2 separate regions of the Homo sapiens genome follow, and region 1 is linked to region 2. A link is an interaction called in ENCODE POLR2A ChIA-PET data of the cell type or tissue named here. Cell type or tissue: Panc1. All regions are shown on one strand. Region 1 has its middle 84 kb from the start of NUAK1. Region 2 overlaps NUAK1 (NUAK family kinase 1).

Evidence for each region. Peaks named below come from ENCODE experiments on the same cell type or tissue, not always from the same donor. Only the 100,000 strongest peaks of a DNase experiment are listed, where the experiment ranks them.
Region 1: POLR2A ChIA-PET joins it to region 2 with 5 read pairs; 3 of 35 experiments call an interaction of 5 or more read pairs at or near these places.

Annotation. Positions count from the first base shown.
Region 1 is chr12:106,052,211-106,057,210 of GRCh38, reverse strand. No RefSeq gene overlaps it. Among named protein-coding and RNA genes, the nearest start is that of NUAK1, 84 kb to the left of the region's middle. In Panc1, no CTCF peak of the experiment used is centred here; no DNase peak of the experiment used is centred here; H3K27ac peaks cover 51 bases.
Region 2 is chr12:106,104,058-106,109,057 of GRCh38, reverse strand. It overlaps NUAK1 (NUAK family kinase 1), which reads left to right. Exons shown (of 7, transcript NM_014840.3): 2 at 2,533-2,653. Among named protein-coding and RNA genes, the nearest start is that of NUAK1, 32 kb to the left of the region's middle. RefSeq lists enhancers at 1-691, 692-1,435, 1,436-2,181. In Panc1, a CTCF peak has its summit at 329 (motif pointing left); no DNase peak of the experiment used is centred here; H3K4me3 peaks cover 215 bases; H3K27ac peaks cover 4,154 bases.

The DNA.
Region 1 (5,000 bases), 52 kb after region 2:
ACATGTTAACAATACTAAGTCTCCCAACTCATGGACAGAGTGTATGTATTTATTTAGGCCTTCTTTTATTTCTCTCAGCACTAATTTTTATTTTCAGTACGCAGGAATTACACTGTTTTTGTTAAATTTATTCCTATGTATGTTATACTTTTGAACTATTATAAATGGAATTCTTTACAAATTTATTTTCCAAGTTTTTTTGTGGCTAGTATATAGAAATATAGTTGAATTTTATGAATTGGCTAAATTCACTTAGTAGTCCTACCTACTAGTTGTTTTTAAAGATCTAGTAGAATTTTCCATGTGGGTGGATTTTCCATTTTAGGTTCTCTGTGTATAAAATCTGTTCTACTTCTTCCTTTTTAATTTGTATGTTTGTATTTCTTTTCCTCGCCTCATTACAATACAACAAAACACACCTAGTGCTAGGATATCCAGTATCATGTTGAATAGACATAGACTGAGCAAATGTCTTTCCTCATTCTGAATTTAGTGAGAAATATTAAGTCTTTCACGATTATGTATAATGTTAGTTATAAATGTCTTCTACCAAGTCGAGGAAGTTTCTTTTCTTTTCGAAATGGAGTCTGGCTCTGTCGCCCAGGCTGGAGTGCAGTGGTGAGATCTTGGCTCACTGCAACCTCCACCTCCCGGGGTCAAACAATTCTCCTGCCTCAGCCTCCCAAGCAGCTGGGATTACACGGGCCCACCAATATGCCCAGCTAATTTTTGTATTTTTAGTAGAGATGGGGTTTCACCATGTTGGCCAGGCTGATCTCGAACTCCTGACCTCAGGTGATCCACCCACCTCTTGGCCTCCCAAAATGCTGGGATTACAGGCATGAGCCACTGTGCCTGGCCAGAAGTTTCTTTACATTCCTAGTTTGCTGAGAGATTTCTTTAAAGTTATAAATGGGTAAAGAAATTTGTTAAATATTTTTCTTAAGTTTATTAGGATAATTATGTTTTTTCTTCTTTACTATGTTAATATGGTGATTGTATTGAATGAATTTTGAATATTAAACCAACCTTGCCTTCCTGGGATAATTTTCACTTCATGTTGTATTGTTCTTTAAATATATTGCCAAATTTGTTTTGCTGATATTTTGTAAAAGATGTTCTTTTCATGCAAGACATTGGTTTATAGTTTCTCTCTCTCTCTCTTTAATGTCTTTGGTTTTGTCATCAGGGCAATGGTGACCTTAAACGGTGTTTGAAAATCTTGTCGTCCTTTCTATTGTCTGTAACTGTTTGTGTACAATTGGCATTATTTCTTCATTAAATATTTGATTTAGTATACCAGTGAAGGTATTTGGACCTGGAATTTCCTTTGTGGAAAGGTTTAATGTCATTATTTTTTATCCTTTCTTCTATTCAAGTATAGGCACCGAAAGCTGTATGGTTTTGTCTAATAATTGCTGAAGCATCCCACAAATATTGACATGGTGTGTTTTCATTTTCATTTGCTTCAAAATATTTTCAGATTTCCATGTTGATTTCTTCTTTTCATATTTACTTATAATCTTATGGTTGCTGTGTTTTCACTCTTTTGTGTTCCAAGTCTCCCTCTGGTATCAGTTTTCTTCCTCATGAAGAACTTCCATGAATATGTCTTCTTGTGAAGATCAATTAGTGACTTCTCTCAGCTTTTGTTTGTCTGAAAAAAAATCTTTATTTCAACTCTAAGTTTGAAAGATATTTTTTCCAGTTAGCAAAATTTACATGACATTTTACGTCTTTATCCCTCAAAGATATCAGTCCCCTGTCTTCCGGTTTGCATAGTTTCTGTTGAGACATCTGAGATAATTTTTCTCTTTGTTCTCTGGGTTTATCATGTCTGTTTTTCTGTGCAACTTTGCATATTTTTCGTTTATTACTTATTTCTTTAGCAATTGATTGTGATTTCTCTTGGTATGGTTTTCTATGTGTTTATCTTTCCTTGAGCTCATTGACCTTCTTGCATCTGTAAGTTTATAGATGTCATAAAAAATTTAGATTTTAAAATTGTCATTATAAATTCAATATTTTTTCTGTTCATCTTTCTCCTTCTGGAACTCCAGCAACGTATATGTTATACCGTTTGATATTGTCCTACAGCTCAGTGAGTCTCTGTTTATATTTTTCAGTCTTTTTCTTTTTCTTTGTGGCTCCTCTTGAAATTCTTTCATTTCTGAAAGTGCCATTTGGCGTGTGTGTGTGTATGGTGTGTGTCACACACACACACTATATACACTATGGATAGATCTATCTATATGTGCACACACTACATATATAGTGTATATATATGTTCCTTTATATATATATTCTTTCATTATACTCATGTTTTTCTTTAAATACTTGAGCTTGCATACCTGAAAGGTTTTAAAGTCCTTTGTTGATAACTCATTCATCTTTACAATGTATAGATGTTTCTATTGATTGATTTTTCTTCTTTTACAAATCATATTCTCTCATCATAATTACTAATTTTTTAATTGGAGGCTGGGCATTGTGTATTTTATATTGGTTATTGCTGGATTTTGTTATATCCCTTTGAAGAATGTTATGCTTTGTATTGGTGGGTCGAGTGACTTGGATGCAATTCAGCTTGATTCTTTTGAGGCTCAATTTTGATATTTTTAAATGGTTAATTTAATCCCTTTACTGAAGGGCTTATTTAGTCCCACTATTAAGGCATAAAGCTTCCGTAGTGTTACTAAATTTCCTGTGTATTTAGCAATGTCTCTGTGTTCTGGCTGGTGGGAATTTGAACATTTTCAGCCCTGGGTGAGCTCTGAGAATTGTTTGGCTTGCAGCTCTCCAGTGATTTTTTTTTTTTTTTTCTGTTAATATTCTTTGCCCAGCCTCATTTGCATGTGGAGATTAGTGTTTAGCTAAAGATCCAGAGTGCCCCTATGCAAATTTCTGGAGCTCTTTCTTTGTATAGTTCCCTTTACTCCAGTACTCTGTGCTTTCCAAACCTATCTACCCTGGCCTCCCTGATCTCTGTGACTTGCTCTGTTTGGGTTCATCTTCCTGGTGATTCAGTCCAGAAATTAATTCCAGGTTAAGATGGTGCAATTGCCTGGTTTACTTTAGTTTTTGCTTTTATTGGTGATTATGGTCCTGTGTTACTTGTTGTTTAATGTCTGAAAACACTTCTTGAATATATTTTGTTCTCTTTGTAGATTGTGTTTTCAGTGGGTCAGGGTGTATCCCATAGGAGTTTCTCCTTCATGGGTAGAAGCAAAAGTTGAGATTAAGTCTTTTGCCCAATTACAAATAGATGTTAGCAGAACTGGGTCTAAAATCCAAATATGATAGACTTCATAGCCTGTGCCCTTCATCATGATCAAGATCCCATTCTTCCCTTTTTTGGACCACATTCCAGAAAGAAGGCAGGTAAGAACCCAGTCAGTAAAAAGCAAACTGGCTATTCTTAGTGCTACAATTCCAGTAAGAAGGATTAGGCAGGGAGTTTGCTGTTATAGTTGGTGACTTCTCAGAGGTGCCCTGCCAAAGTTAGCTTTTATTTATTTTCTTCCTTGTGAGTGAATGGAGAAATTATGGGGCAGTTCTTCATTTATTTGTTTGCTGGTTCATTAACTCTATCATTTATTCCTCCATTTAAGATTATTAATGGAAAACCTACTGTGTACCAGGCACTAGGTTTTTGTTGTTGTTTTGGGAGGGAAATGTAGCTCCCAGTGGGTTTTCCTTTGCTTTCTTCCTCTTCATTCTTTTACTCTCTCCCAAACTTTCAATATGATCATGTGGGAAAGGCCCAGATGGTGACATTTTAGGGATGTCTCCCTGGACCCTAGTGGAGTTTCTGGGTGGTTAGGAGAGAAGTTAGGGTCTCCTTTCAAATTAAAATAAATGCCAACATCCCTGGGAGGTATCATACATTAAGCCATTGTCAGCTAAGGCTTGGCCAGCTATTAATGTTTCAGGAGAGACTTATTAAGTGTTAATTAAGAGTAATCATGGAGAACAACATAGGCCCCTTGGGAAATGGGACAGGATGAGAAAGCAAAGGAATTCTCACAGGAAATGTGGCAAGGATAAACTCTGAAATTTTGTCTCAAGCTGAGACATATATGTCCCTTGTCTTCTTTGGTCTGAGTGTCATAATAATAACAAAGTTGAGTGATGCTTTGTAGGTTACAGGTCCCCCCTGCCCACTCATTTGTTTTTCTTGAAGCCACCTCTCAATAGCCCTTGGAGGTAAACATTAGTACTGTTGATGAAATGGAAATTGGAAGAAGGAAATTCACTGGCTCAAGTTGCCCAGCTGATAAGTGCTATGGTCTGAATTTGAACCCAGGCCATCTAACTCCAGAGCTTCTGGTCCTAATTCTGCTCTGCCATCTAAGCTTGCAAAGCTGCTTGCTATGACCAAATCATCTCTGTCTTCATTACTGGTTCTATCAGTTCAGCATTTTCCTGTGCAACTCCTTCACAGAGCACCAAGTTTGGTGTCCAAGGTGATTTGGGCTTTTTGCATGCATCCAGATAACTGTTGCCAACCTCAGGAACTATTTCTTCCTCTTTGTGGCTGGTTGATTGGAATGGGAGCAAAAAAGCAAGTCTGGCCAGCTACTTCGTGGAAGACCAAGAAATGACAAAGGACACAAGGATGTTCTTCTTTAAAGCTCTGTACAACATGCAGCCAACTAAATGGGAGTGAAAGTGCTTTTGAGGAGAAATAGGAATTAAACAATAGTCTATCGTCAGGTTTACTGCTGCTGGTAAACAGAATTCAAACATATTTGCGGGGTAAGACTCTAAGGCTATTTTTAAGAGAGGCACTAGCAGACATTCAACGAAGTCTAGATGGGTTAATGAAATAAATGCATTTCCTGCTTCTCCATGATTTATATTTCTAAGGCTGCACTACATAGTAATTCAATAAAGCTGAAACGGCAGGAATGTCTGGCAGATTTTTTGGAATATGATACTTGGCTCATTATGGTGGTTCAATTTCAGTATCTGGATAAGGGTCAGATACAAAGGGACAT
Region 2 (5,000 bases):
TGCACCCTCTTTTACATTTTCAGTGGAAAAATCATTGTAGGAAAAGGGAAAATTTTTGTGGAGAGACAGCCACTATGCTTATTAACATTTATGGAGCCCTTTTAGTTTCCTCAGTGCTGAGCAAGGCTTGATGAGAATGTGGGCACTTTCCTTTTCACACCCAGCTGAAAGCATCCCCTGGCGATTGCACCATGGGACCCTCCGCCTCGCTGGACTGTTAGGGGGAATCAGCAAGTGGGCCTATTTTTTTACCCTTTAGAATGTTGCTACCCTCCTCTGACCCTGCATGGTGAAGAATTTATGCCTATTGTAACTTGACAATAGAGCCTCCTTGAGGCCAAGTTCAGCTTGCTGCATAATCAAAGGGGTGGTTTCTACCCTCGGCCATCTTTAGTTTATGGAGGAATGTAGGAGTTGTTCCAGCAGCCACCCACACCCTCCACAGCCTGTGTGTGTTCACTGTCTGCTTCCTCCCAGAACAAGGTCCCAGGATTACAGCCCTTCCTCAGATAAAATAAAGCCATCCAGTCATATCTTTACATTTGACGTAAGTGAAGGGAAGTTTTTCTTGCCCTATACTGAATGGGGCTGTGGTGAGGACTTGGGGTAGCTCTGAGTCTGGCTCTCTGCTGAAAAGGGGCCTTTAAGCTGGAAGGCTCATTCATCTCCATGCAGCCTCCTTCTATCCAGCCATGGGTCCACCCAGGGTCGAAGGGAGGTGGAGCCTGCCCCTGGGTTTACAGCAGGGCCCCCTGTGTTTTATATTTGTTTAGCTATTCCTCTATTGCCTGTGTAGATAGATGTTAAAGGAATTCTTAATCTTCTTACTATTATGCTTGTCGTGGCAGTATTATTTAACTGGGGTGGTTCCCCCTTTTTTTTTCCCCAGTTCTGCTACCACCTCTCTGGTCTGAGCTTGCATCAATTAATAACAGCAACCCTCCCCTCCCTCTAGCTTCCCTCCTTTCCTCCTTCCCTTCATCTTTCCTTCGTTTTTTATCTACCTGCCTACCTGCCTACACTAAATGTTTTCCCGGGTCTACCGTATGCCAAGCATGGTGTTAAGGACTGGAAGTTAAATAAAGCAGTGAATAAGATCCCTACCAGTGTAGAGTCAAGTAAAGACACAAATGCTGATTTAATCACAACTGGGGTAAGGACTGCAAAGGAGAAATCCCAGGAGCTGCTAGTCAGACATAACCTGTCTTTTGGGAGGTCAATACATAGCAAAAACAGTCATAACAGCTACCCAGTTCTTGTTGAGTCATAGATGGACTGATGCATTTTAGAAATGTTTTTGTTTGTAGTGCTTGGTGGAGAGCTGGTACAAGTCAGAAGTAGCACGTGCTCCTAAAAGTGAATATATTCCTGCTGAGGCTGGCTGGGGTTGACTGTGTGATAGGCAAGGTGTGGCCGTGGGCTGCTGATAATGAGGACTTTCTTTGCTCCAGATGACTGTATGCCTTTATAATCCAGAAGGATGGTTTAGCTGCCTTTCCCCTAGGAAAGTTTACCTGACCTCCACAGGTGAGAGTTGAGGTCACAAGAGGACCAGCCTGGAAGGGAACTAGGCAGGCTTTCTGATCCGGCAGCAAATTGATTGGTGGGCTTCTTTGTTACCCGTGGATACTCCCTTCCTGAAGTAGTTTTTGGCCCCCTTAGAGCCAATCTGATTAAGTTACTGACCAGCTTGTTTATGAGCAAAGATGAATCCATTGGCGAACACACTTTTCCTTATTAGGTTCCTATTGTCATTCATTGCCTTTTTCTCGGTGTGTTTCTTTTGAGTAATTGCTCCATGTGTTGGCCCTGGCAGGTCTCTGCAGTTTGCATTTGCAACATTGGCACTGAGCTTTGGGAATTGACAGGGGCCGGGCAGGGAGATGAGCTGTCACTACCTTTGTTTTACCCTGATTTGTCTCCAGAAGAGCCCTCTGGTCATACCATGTGCTATTGAAGGTGGCTTGGGCAAGAGGAAGGATGTAGGAAGGAATTCGCTTCTGAGCCCTTGCGTAAACACAGCATAGCCTGGAGTCTTAAAAGCCGAGGCTTGAGGCAGAGCTGGCCTCGAGGTTGGCCAGGCAGTAATGATTTTTTATAGCCACTGCTGTGGCAGCTGCACAGTGGAACTGAGTGGTACCAATTTCACCTAACCATGTTTAATCATCAGTACCCTGTAAACTGAACTTGCCTTTTTTTCTTTTTTCAAAGCATCAGGGTTCTTCGAGTAAACGACTCTGGCCATGTTAAGCAGCCTCTGCTTTATGAAAAAACAAAAACAAAACAAAACAAAAACAAAAACAAAACCACCATCACAAATCCCAGGCTGTCAAACCTGATGTTTTCTGTTGCCAGGAGAAGGGTGTTTTTGCTGTGTATGAAAGACATGACAAGGGGGCATTTCCAAGCTTTGTTTTGGTTATTGTCAGTTCTGCCAACAAGTAACATCTGTATTTATTTTCCAAACTCCCCCAATGGCTGATTTGCATCTGTTTAGCTCTCTGAATAACATTTCATTTCCTGACTTTATAGGTTGCTATAAAATCCATTCGTAAGGACAAAATTAAGGATGAACAAGACATGGTTCACATCAGACGAGAGATTGAGATCATGTCATCTCTCAACCATCCTCATATCATCAGTATTTATGAAGGTCAGTGATTTTTTTTTTTTTTAACCCCCATATCAGTTACCATTTCTCATACCATGGGGCCTGCCAAGACTTTGAGATAATTGCCCTTCTGGGCAGAAGCCAAGTATTTTTCCTCATGATGCAAAAATAGTCGGGTGTTATCTCTTACTTGGTTACCTTGAACACAACCAGACACATGAGTGCAGCTCATTTTGGTCATAAAATATCTCTGGCGGATACCTTATTCTGTCTTCTTAATTCCTTGGCAGTTGCTAAGCAACCCACCTTATTGAAAGCCAGTTTGTGAGACAGCCCTGGTTTCTGAAAAATGACAGTTTGCTGGGTGACCAAATAACAGTGGATACATTGTAAATGTCATTCCCCAAAGCCAGTCGCTTTGCTGGTGGTACGGAGTTACTCCAAGTTAGGTTCTTTGAGTTAGAAATTAACCCTGAGCAGGTCCAGTAAGCACCAAGAAAGAGGGTTGGTGCAGCAGATGCCTTATAAATGGAGCCCAAATTGTGTTGGTGTTTGCAAAAAAGAGCAGCATGGGGAAAAGCTTATACAGACGCTCAGGCTTCAGTTCAACTCCTTGGTCCTTCATGAGAAGAAATGGAGAGAATAAACCGCCCACAGACTATCATTTATGTTTTAAGACCCTGTAAATAAATTACACAGCAGTATGTGTTTATTGTAGAAATGATTGAAATCGAAATGTTAAAATTAAAAAATAATTTCTGTTCTAACTCCCAATTTGATAAATAGCTCTCTATCCATATCTCTATATTTATCTATTTCTCTGTATCTATTTGTGGTTTTTGTCCAGTTAGATCATGCTATTTAAACTGTTTTTTAGCTTGATTCTTTTTTCATTTGTTGTCTCGTGCATCTTTTCTGTATCAATAAATATTCCCCTGTAAGGACATTTGAAAAGGTTTTATAGCATTCTGTTTATGGACATACCATAATTTATTGAATCTAATTTCTTTTGCCAAACACTTAAGTTGTTCCAAATTTCTGGTTATTATAAACAGGGCTTCACAACTCTCCTTGTGCATCATTTTGACATTCATTTCTGATTATTTTCTTATGAAAATTTCCCAATTTTGGTTTTACTGAGTCAGAGTGTTTCCCTAGAATATTTAAAAATATGTGGCTGAAAAATGAACTTATTGCTGGGTGCAGTGGCTTATGCCTGTGATACTGGCACCTTGGGAGGCTGAGGTGGGCAGGTGGCTTGAAGTCAGGAGTTCGAGACCAGCCTGGCCAACATGGTGAAACCCGTCTCTACTAAAAATACAAAAAGTAGTCAGGTGTGGTGGCGCATGCCTGTAGTCCCAGCTACTCAGGAGGCTGAGGCACGTGAATCACTTGAGCTAGGGAGACGGAGGTTGCAGTGAGCTGAGATCGTGCCACTGCATTCCAGCCTGGGTGACAGAGTGAGACTCTGTTTAAAAAAAAAAAAAAAGAAAAATGAACTTATTTTTAATTCGTGGTCAGATTATAAGAAGTTATCAGGTTGGGCTAAAAGGAAACCAACCAGTGGTGTCCCTAAAGTTTTTCTGATAGTTTTCGTTTTTCATCTGGTTCCCTGATCTTTTTTTGCCATTCTTTTTTTCTGCTGCTTCTATTTTTGCCTCTTATCTAGAAGTAAATGTTGGTAATATATTTCTTTTATCCTGGTCATTTGAAGGCTCATTTTTGGAGCCCTTGGTGATAGGATTTTTAAGGGAAATTTTTATCCATTCTATCTTTTATTTACATCACAAACACCTCTTACAGTGCTTCTCAAAGTGCCTGGGCTAGTGGCATGAGCATCACTTGAGATTATTAGAAATACAGATTCTCAGGCTTCACCCAGGACCTGCTGAATCTGAAACTCTCTGGGTGGGGCTCAGCAATCTGTGTTTCAACAAATTTGAGAACCACTAGTCTACTGAGTGGAGTGTCTACTTCGTGTTAAGCACTCTGTTCAGTGAAGTTAGAAATTTGAAAGCTGAATGTGATATGGACCCCACACTCAAGAAGCAACATAGATCCCACACTCAAGAAGCAATACAGGCTGGACATGATGGCTCACGCCTGTAATCCCAGCACTTTGAGAGGCCATGGCAAGAGGATCACTTGAGGTCAGGAGTTTGAGACCAGCCCGGCCAACATGGTGAAACCCCATCTCTCCTAAAAATACAAAAATTACCTGGTTGTGGTGGCATGTGCCTGTAATCCCAGCTATTTGGAAGGCTGAGGCAGGAGAATAGCTTGAACCTAGGAGGCACAGGTTGCAGTGAGCCAAGATTGTGCCATTGCTTTCCAGCCTGGGCAACCAAGTGAGACCCTGTCTTAAAAAAAAAAAAAAAAGAAGCAATAC